2 separate regions of the Homo sapiens genome follow, and region 1 is linked to region 2. Evidence: chromatin contacts called from ENCODE Hi-C or POLR2A ChIA-PET data. All regions are on one chromosome and are shown on one strand. The core of a region is the stretch at or near the end of the contact, and the rest is flanking DNA. Distances in the headings are between cores, read along the strand shown.

Region 1 (3,902 bases), core at 1,110-3,609, 64 kb before region 2:
TCTTAGTCATTCAACAAGCATTCATTGAGCCAGGAACTTGGGGAATGAAGAAGGATACAAAGATAAAAAAAAAACACATAGATCCTGCCTTCAAGAATATCAAAGTCTGATGAATAACATGGCTATGTAAAAAATAACTATAACACATTTTGGCTGGGCGCAGTGTCTCACACCTGTAATCGCCGCACTTTGGGAGGCCAAGTGGGGGGGGGGCGGGTGAATCATTTGCGGTCAGGAGTTCGAGACCAGCCTGGCCAACATGGCAAAACCCCAACTCTACTAAAAATACAAAAATTAGCCAGGCGTGGTGGGGCACACCTGTAATCACAGATACTTGGGAGGCTGAGGCAGGAGAATTGCTTGAACCCAGGAGGCGGAAGTTGTAGTGAGCCGAGATTGCACCACCACTGCACTCCAGCCTGGGTGACAGAACAAGACTCCGTCTCAAAAAAAAAAAAAAACTATAATACATTTTCAGAGTTATAATAGATGATATACAATGTGAGAGGGAGAAAGTCCTAACACTGGGATTCTATAAGTTGATTTTTTGTTTGTTTGTTTGTTTGTTTGTTTGTTTTTTGAGACGGAGTTTCACTCTTGTTGCCCAGGCTGGAGTGCAATGGCGCGATCTCAGCTCACTGCAACCTCTGCCTCCCGGGTTCAAGCTATTCTCCTGCTTCAGCCTCCGGAGTAAGCTGGGATTACAGGCACGTGCCACCACACCCAGCTAATTTTGTATTTTTAGTAGAGGCGGGGTTTCTCCGTGTTAGTCAGGCTGGTCTGAAACTCCCAACCTCAGGTGATACGCCCACCTCAGCTTCCCAAAGTGCTGGGATTACAGGCGTGAGCCACCGCGCCCGGCGTGGGATTCTGTAAGTTGTTTTCGTGAGTTTCTAAGCTACATTCTATCAATTCTAGCATGCCGCACACAGGTCCAAAACTCCAGTTTGACATAAAGTGTTTGGGATAAGCAGAATCTTTCTAACAGGCTTGAGGACCTCCCCCCCCACCACCACAGCCTGGAAATACTTTATTTTCTTGTGAGATAGCCTAAGACTCTTCTTGCCTAATCTTTCTTCCTTCAGATTCCAGACCTGCATCAGAGTCTGAAAGCTCTCCCTACCTAGTCCACTCCTTCACCCGTTATCCTTCACAGGTGTTTCCCCAAAAACCTCTTTTATGTCGAATCCGATCCTCTTGGTATCAGCTTTTAGAGAACTTGAATTAACAGAAGGAGTGTCCAGTTATCGAACATTGCATAAAAAGAACCCTAAACCGTAGCTCAAAACAACAATCATTTTATTATGTCTCATGATTTGGTAGGCCAGGAGTTCAGGCAAGGCTGCCCTAGGTGATCCTTTTGTTCTGTGGGGCCGATGGGCTGGTTGGGAGGGGCTGGGATGGCTTCAATCACACGTCTGCTGCGTTGCTGGAGATAATTGGAAATCTGGGCTCAGCTGGGACTGTCAACCATACTGCCTGCTCATGGCATCTTCTCCACCATGGAGGCTGTATGACTTTTAAGATCTAGCCATAGAAGTCATATAACCTCACTTCTGCCATACTCTTCTGATAAAAGTAATCAGAAACACAACCAGAGTTAAAATGAGGCAATATACACCTCCTCCTTGAAGCCGGGAATGCCAAAGAATTTGCTGTTATGTTTCTAAATCGCCACATGAGGGCACCCTTTCTCTTATGAAACCACTAAGTTTCATCAACTTCAGGAGACTATCATTCAAACCAGAAGAGATGTATTAATTCTAACCAAAAGAATACTTGCTACCACAAAAATGCTGTATGGATCAGCAAACATACGTTCTAGTTTATACCCTCTTTTGTCATTACAGTTCAATTGTCAATGCCCCAATCAACAAAAAGGGAATTCAGATCTAGTGCTTTACACTCCAGATGACGTGAATCTAAAGACCATGACCCTGGTGACCACATTAGTTTCTTTAACGGTAAAGTCTGTATTTCCTACAAGTATAGAAGGCTGTCATGAAACGTAAACCCTGGCCACTGACTCTGATCATTTTTGGTGTGCGAAACTGTTACTCCTTTGGTTACTAGCAAGCATACAGAGGAGAGTAAATTGCACCTGAGCCTAACCTCCGACTAAGGGGCTGCTGTGACCTACTGTTGCCTTTTGGAACTTTAACTGGGGAGGTAAAAAACATGGAGTTATGATTACCAAAGGATAATGAGTTAAACTTCAAAGGAATAACTCAGTCTTATATCCCTGTCATCTTTTGCTGAGGCATCTTCATAAAGACTAAGCACGTTACGACCATGCAGCAGTGACTTTCCTTGGTTACAAAGCAAGAGTGGATTTGCCATCCTAGTCGTTGATAATGGTGAACATCAAGTTTGTTTTGTGTGCACGCATATGTGCTAAACATTCACTTGAAAGATACCTTGAGAACTACTTTGGCATAATACAAATGCATTTGACAGGCTTTTTTGTCTTGCCTCTCAAATTAGCAAATTTCCCTAGCCCTGAATAAAACCAAGCAACTACAGTATATAGAAAAATTTAGGAACCCTAAATAATGGATTGAAATTCTATTCAAACTTAACACCTAATTGTACTTTTTTAGTTATCAGTAACTAGACTATGTCATTCAGGGATCAATCTACCTCAAAGTAAATAGATTAAAATATCTTAATCTAAGAAATCATTCAGTTATAAAAGATATGATTAACCTAGCACTTTTTTTTCAAGTTTTTCCTCCTCTACCATAATTTTGATATGAAAAGTGGAGTTCTTGGCAGAAAAAGCAGAGTCTATGTCTGAATCATTCAGAGAAACAATGGTTAGCACAGTTTAGCACATAAAAGTTGTCCAACAAATATTTGTTGAAGCCAGGCGCTGTGACTCACGCCTGTAATTCCAGCACTTTGGTCAAGGTGGGTGGATCACTTAAAACCGGGAGTTTGAGACCAGCCTGGCCAACATAGCGAAACCCCATCTCTACTAAAAATACAAAAAATTAACTGGGTGTGGTGATGCACACCGGCGACAGAGTGAGACTCTGCCTCAAAAAATAAATAAATAAAATAAAATATTTGTTGAATGATCGGTTGAATGAATGAATGGATAAGTGGTATTTATTTGTGTTAACTTACTCAGTTAGGATTTTCATTTACACAGCTTCCAGAAGGTAGTGGTAGAAATTAAAAATAATAGGTAAGATAGAGGCTAATTTAAATTTGAAATAGCTATATGGTGTCTATTCAGCTTGTTAACGATTAATACTTAGATGTTAATTATAATTTACTTAGGACAGATTTCCTTTGAACTTCATTTCTTACGTGTCCATATCAGACAATTAGGTCTTTTTAGGTAAACCCCGATATTCTGGTTATCTTAATAACCATTACATCACCAACAATGATTAAAAGGTATTACCTTAATTACTTTCAGGCAAGGAATTTATCCACTTTGTTCAGCAGCAAGAAGGGCACATGACACAGAGTAAGCACCCGTTAAATACCTGTTGAATAAGGCACTTAATTATTAAACTCCATTTCTCAATGTGAGTACATAACAAAGAATGTGCAGCCATCCCTAATCCACCCTACATACCTACATTCTGATCACTACAGCAACCCTGAAAAGTAGGTATTATTTTATTCATTTCATAAATTAGGAAATTCTCACGGCTGGGATGTGACAGCACTTGCATTTGAAGCTATATTTGTATGTTTCCAAAGTCTTTTTAATTGCCTCCCCAGGCGCAGTGGCTCACGCCTGTAATCCCAACACTTTGGGAAGCCGAGGTGGGTGGATCACCTGAGGTCAGGAGTTCGAGACCAGCCTTACCAACATGGTGAAGCCCCATCTTTATTAAAAAAGAAAAAAAATACTAAAATAAATTAGCCTAAAAAATTAGGTGGTG
Region 2 (3,775 bases), core at 1,107-3,606:
CCTGCAGCAAACTTCTGCCTGGACTTCCAGGCATTTCCATACATTCTCTGAAATCCAGTCAGAGGTTCCCAAACCTCAATTCTTGACTTCTGTGCACCCACAGGCTCAACACTACATGGAAACCACCAAGGCCTGGGGCTTGCACCCTCTGAAGCAATGGCCTGAGCTGTACTTTGACCCCTTTTAGCCATGGCTGGAGCTGAAGCAGCTGAGACGCAGGGCACTATGTCCCCAGGCTGCATAGAGCAGGGGGCCCCTGGGCCTGGCCCAGGAAACCATTTTTCCCTCCTAGGCCTCCAGGCCTGTGATGGGAGGGGCTGCTGTGAAGGTATCTGACATGCCCTGGAGACATTTTCCCCATTGTCTTTTGGTGGTTAACATTTGGCTCCTTGTTACTTATGCAAATTCCTGCAGCCGGCTTGAATTTCTCCTCAGAGAATGGGTTTTCTTTTCTGTCACATCATCAGGCTACATATTTTCCAAACTCTTACGCTCTGCTACCTCTTGAATGCTTTGCTGCTTAGAAATTTCTTCTGCCAGGTACCCTAAATCGTGTCTCTCGAGTTCTAGTTCCACAGATCTCTAGGGCAGGGGCAAAATGCCACCAATCTCTTTGCTAAAGCATAGCAAGAGTGACCTTTACTCCAGTTCTCAACAGGTTCCTCAAATCTGCATCTGAGACCACCTCAGCCTGGACTTCATTGTCCATATCACTATCAGCATTTTGGTCAAAGCCGTTCAACAAGTCTCTAGGAAGTTCCAAACTTTCCCACATCTTTTTGTCTTCTGAGCCCTCCAAGTCTCTAGGAAGTTCCAAACTTTCCCACATTTCCCTGTCTTCTTCTAAGTCCTCCAAACTGTTTAAACCTCTGCCTGTTAACCAGTGCCAAAGTCGCTTCCACATTTTCAGCTATCCTTAGAGTAGCACCCCACTCCCAGTACCAATGTACTAGATTAATCTGTTCTTACACTGCTTTGAAGAAATACCCAAGATGGATTAATTTATAAAGAAAAGAGGTTTAATTGACTCAGTTCCACATGGCTAGGGAAGGCTTCAGGAAACTCACAATCATGGCAGAAGGCGCCTCTTCACAGGGTGGCAGGAGAGAGAAAGTGCCAGCAGGGAGATGCCAGACGCTTAAAAAACCATCAGATCTCCTGAGAACTCACTCACTATCATGGGAACAGCATGGGGGAAACTGCCCCCATGATTCAGTTACCTACCACCGGGTCACTGCCATGACACATGGGGATTACAATTCAAGATGAGATTTGGGTGGGGACACAGCCAGCCCATATCACCAAGTTGTAGAATCAACCTAACTGTTTATCAGCAGATGAATGGATAAAGCACATGTGATACATATACACACAATGGAATACTATTCAGCTTTAAAAAAGCAAATGTGCAAATTCTGTCATTTGAGACAACATGGATGGAACTGCAGAGAGTAGAATGGTGGTTCCCAGAAGCTGCAGGGTGGGGAAAAAGGGGAGATGATGGTTAAAGGATACAGAGCCTCAGAGAAGAGGAAAACTTTCTTTTTTCTAGTTCTATTGCACAGCATAGTGAATATAGTTTATCGTGTATGGTACCTTCCAAAATCGCTGAGTAAAATTTCAATGTTCTCACCACAAAAATAAGTATTTGAGGTGATGGATATGTTAATTAGCATGATTAAATTATTCTACATGTATTCATAAATCATAACATCACTTTATACCTATAAATTTATACAGCTGTAATTTGTCAGTTTACAAAGATAAGTATGTGAGGTAATGCCTATATTTATTTAGCGATTCCACATTGTGTACATATATCAAAATATCATGTTGTACACCATAAATACAGTTTTTTTTTAAGTATCCCACCGACTATTTTTAGTTTTTCTTTTTTAATCCAATGACATAAGCACAGTTTCCTAAAATGGGAACTGACCCTCTCCTACAAAACATTTCATTATGGTTATATCTTCATGACATGAAAACAACTAGTTGAAAAGTGATGACTTTTTTAGTCTATTACCTGACTGTTCAGTAAGAATTGGTTTGACTACTTTTTTCACCCCACATTGAATTTGGTTCACTAGTTTAGTGGTCCCTCCCCCATGTCATCCCCACCCAGTATGTGTATTATGTTGTATTTTGGGGAAGATACAAAGAGAAAAATTGCTTTGCTGTTAATTGAATTTGGGCAAGCTACTTAATCTCTGCCTTCTCACTTCCTGCTATGAAATAGAGCTGATTATAGAAAGATGGCTGTCTCATGCGGCTAAGAGAGTATAGCCATCTCATGGGTTAAATGAGGTAACATGTAAAGCACCTGGCACAAAACCAGGACCTAAATAAACGTGTTTTTCCTAGCTCTGTGGCCACACTTACCTTTTTGGTTCCTCCTTTCTCTGCCCTCTCTGCCATGAGACCTTTGCATGTTCTGTTCTCACTACCTGAAGAGCTCTTCCTTTCATCTTTGCCTTTTTCTGGCTACCAGTTACCCTTTCAGCCTTTAGATTGCTCAAGCTTGTTTCCTCAGGTCCAGTCCTAGACCTCTAGGCTTATAACTGGGATACCAGCCTTCAGAGGAGTTTGTGGTTTACTGGCTTATAGTAATGTAATGTGATGCTTCATCTCACTCTGCCTCCCCAACTAGAAAGTCAGCTCCTTCAGGGGGAAGGCTGATTTTACTCACCACCACCTTCCCAGCACCCAGTGCTGTTTTTGTTGAAACAGTAAAGGATATGCGAATGCTATGGGAGGAGTAAACCAGTTTTTGAGTTTTTTGCTTGCTATACCAGCCTTAGTTGTGAGATGGAGCCCCTTGGTCAAAACAAATCACCACCTGCACTCTGGTCTTCTCACTTAACAGGGGAGAATTGCCACAGTTGTCTTCTGTGGTCCCGGGCAACTCTGTTCTTTGCCTCTTTGTTTCCATAAAGATGAAGCCCATCCAGAAAAGGTACTCATGCTGGCTGGGAGAGGTGGCATGGGGAAGGGGATGGACAGAGCAATTTGGAAGATCAGAGAGGCCTCTGCCCCTACGAAGGGCCATGCTTGCCACCAGTCTTCCTGCTGTGTGGTGCTCCCATCGCACAGGCTGCTTCTGGAGATGCTCGGGTTGTTCAGGCCCTGTGGCTTTTGGCAAGGCAGGAGCATCTGTGCTTCTGCTGACATAAAAGAGGGTAATAAAAGTGACACAGGAAAGCGGTGTTGTGAGGCTTTAGTGATGGTGGAGCAGTGTTGCTGAAGTCCCTCAGGGAGTTTGGATTTGATTGCAGTGAGTCTGGCTACATCTGAAGCCTATAATAGTTTACAGTACAAGATGCTATGTATAAGATGTCAAACATTTGCTTGGTAGAATGCTATGATTGTCAGGAGTTTACTTTTGCACTGAAAATAGTCTTGTTGGTTTGGTGTAAGTAGAGTCACATTGCAGCACACACACAGGCATTCATGCTTTTATGTTTGTTAATTGTAAGGAAATGTTTTCTCAAGGCAAGAGTCAAAGGTTAGCAGAGTGCCAAAGACCTTCTCAAAGAGGAAAGTCTCATTTTAGAAACTTCATTTTGTACGCCAAAACTTGCCTTTCAGTAGTCTCATGTAATGTTTTTGCTGACATGAGTTGAAAAGTGCATTCTGTTGTAAAGGAGGAAAAAAACTGAAGAGGAACCGTAAGCGTGATTATGAAGAAGAGAAAAGAGCAGGAAGAAAGTAGACATCATCCCAGATTTAAATTTCATATTGTTAAAATCATTTGGTTGCAAGCAGTAGAAATTTT

The links. Hi-C counts contacts between places; a loop is a spot of excess contacts on that map. ChIA-PET counts read pairs that join two places held with the same protein, here RNA polymerase II (POLR2A). Pooled maps may share reads with other maps.
Region 1: a map of HepG2 shows a loop between it and region 2 (5-fold over the local background). The contact joins two enhancer-like sites. A Hi-C loop is called at or near these places in 5 of 168 maps with a recorded cell type or tissue (CD4-positive, alpha-beta T cell, Caco-2, HepG2 and 2 more), 14 of 37 single-sample maps with no recorded cell type and 12 of 50 pooled maps. POLR2A ChIA-PET finds 5 or more read pairs at or near these places in 7 of 52 experiments (CD8-positive, alpha-beta memory T cell, H1, HepG2 and 4 more).

Annotation. Positions count from the first base shown.
Region 1 is chr11:102,493,375-102,497,276 of GRCh38, reverse strand. It overlaps LOC102723838 (a long non-coding RNA gene), which reads right to left. Exons shown (of 3, transcript NR_135076.1): 2 at 3,413-3,497. Among named protein-coding and RNA genes, the nearest start is that of MMP7, 35 kb to the left of the region's middle. Within about 2 kb of position 2,359, at least 2 of the 41 ENCODE cell types and tissues checked have a DNase peak (open chromatin) inside an H3K27ac peak, as active enhancers do.
Region 2 is chr11:102,429,257-102,433,031 of GRCh38, reverse strand. All of the region lies in intron 2 of TMEM123 (transmembrane protein 123), which reads left to right. Among named protein-coding and RNA genes, the nearest start is that of TMEM123, 22 kb to the left of the region's middle. RefSeq lists enhancers at 2,983-3,132, 3,213-3,272. Within about 2 kb of position 2,356, at least 6 of the 41 ENCODE cell types and tissues checked have a DNase peak (open chromatin) inside an H3K27ac peak, as active enhancers do.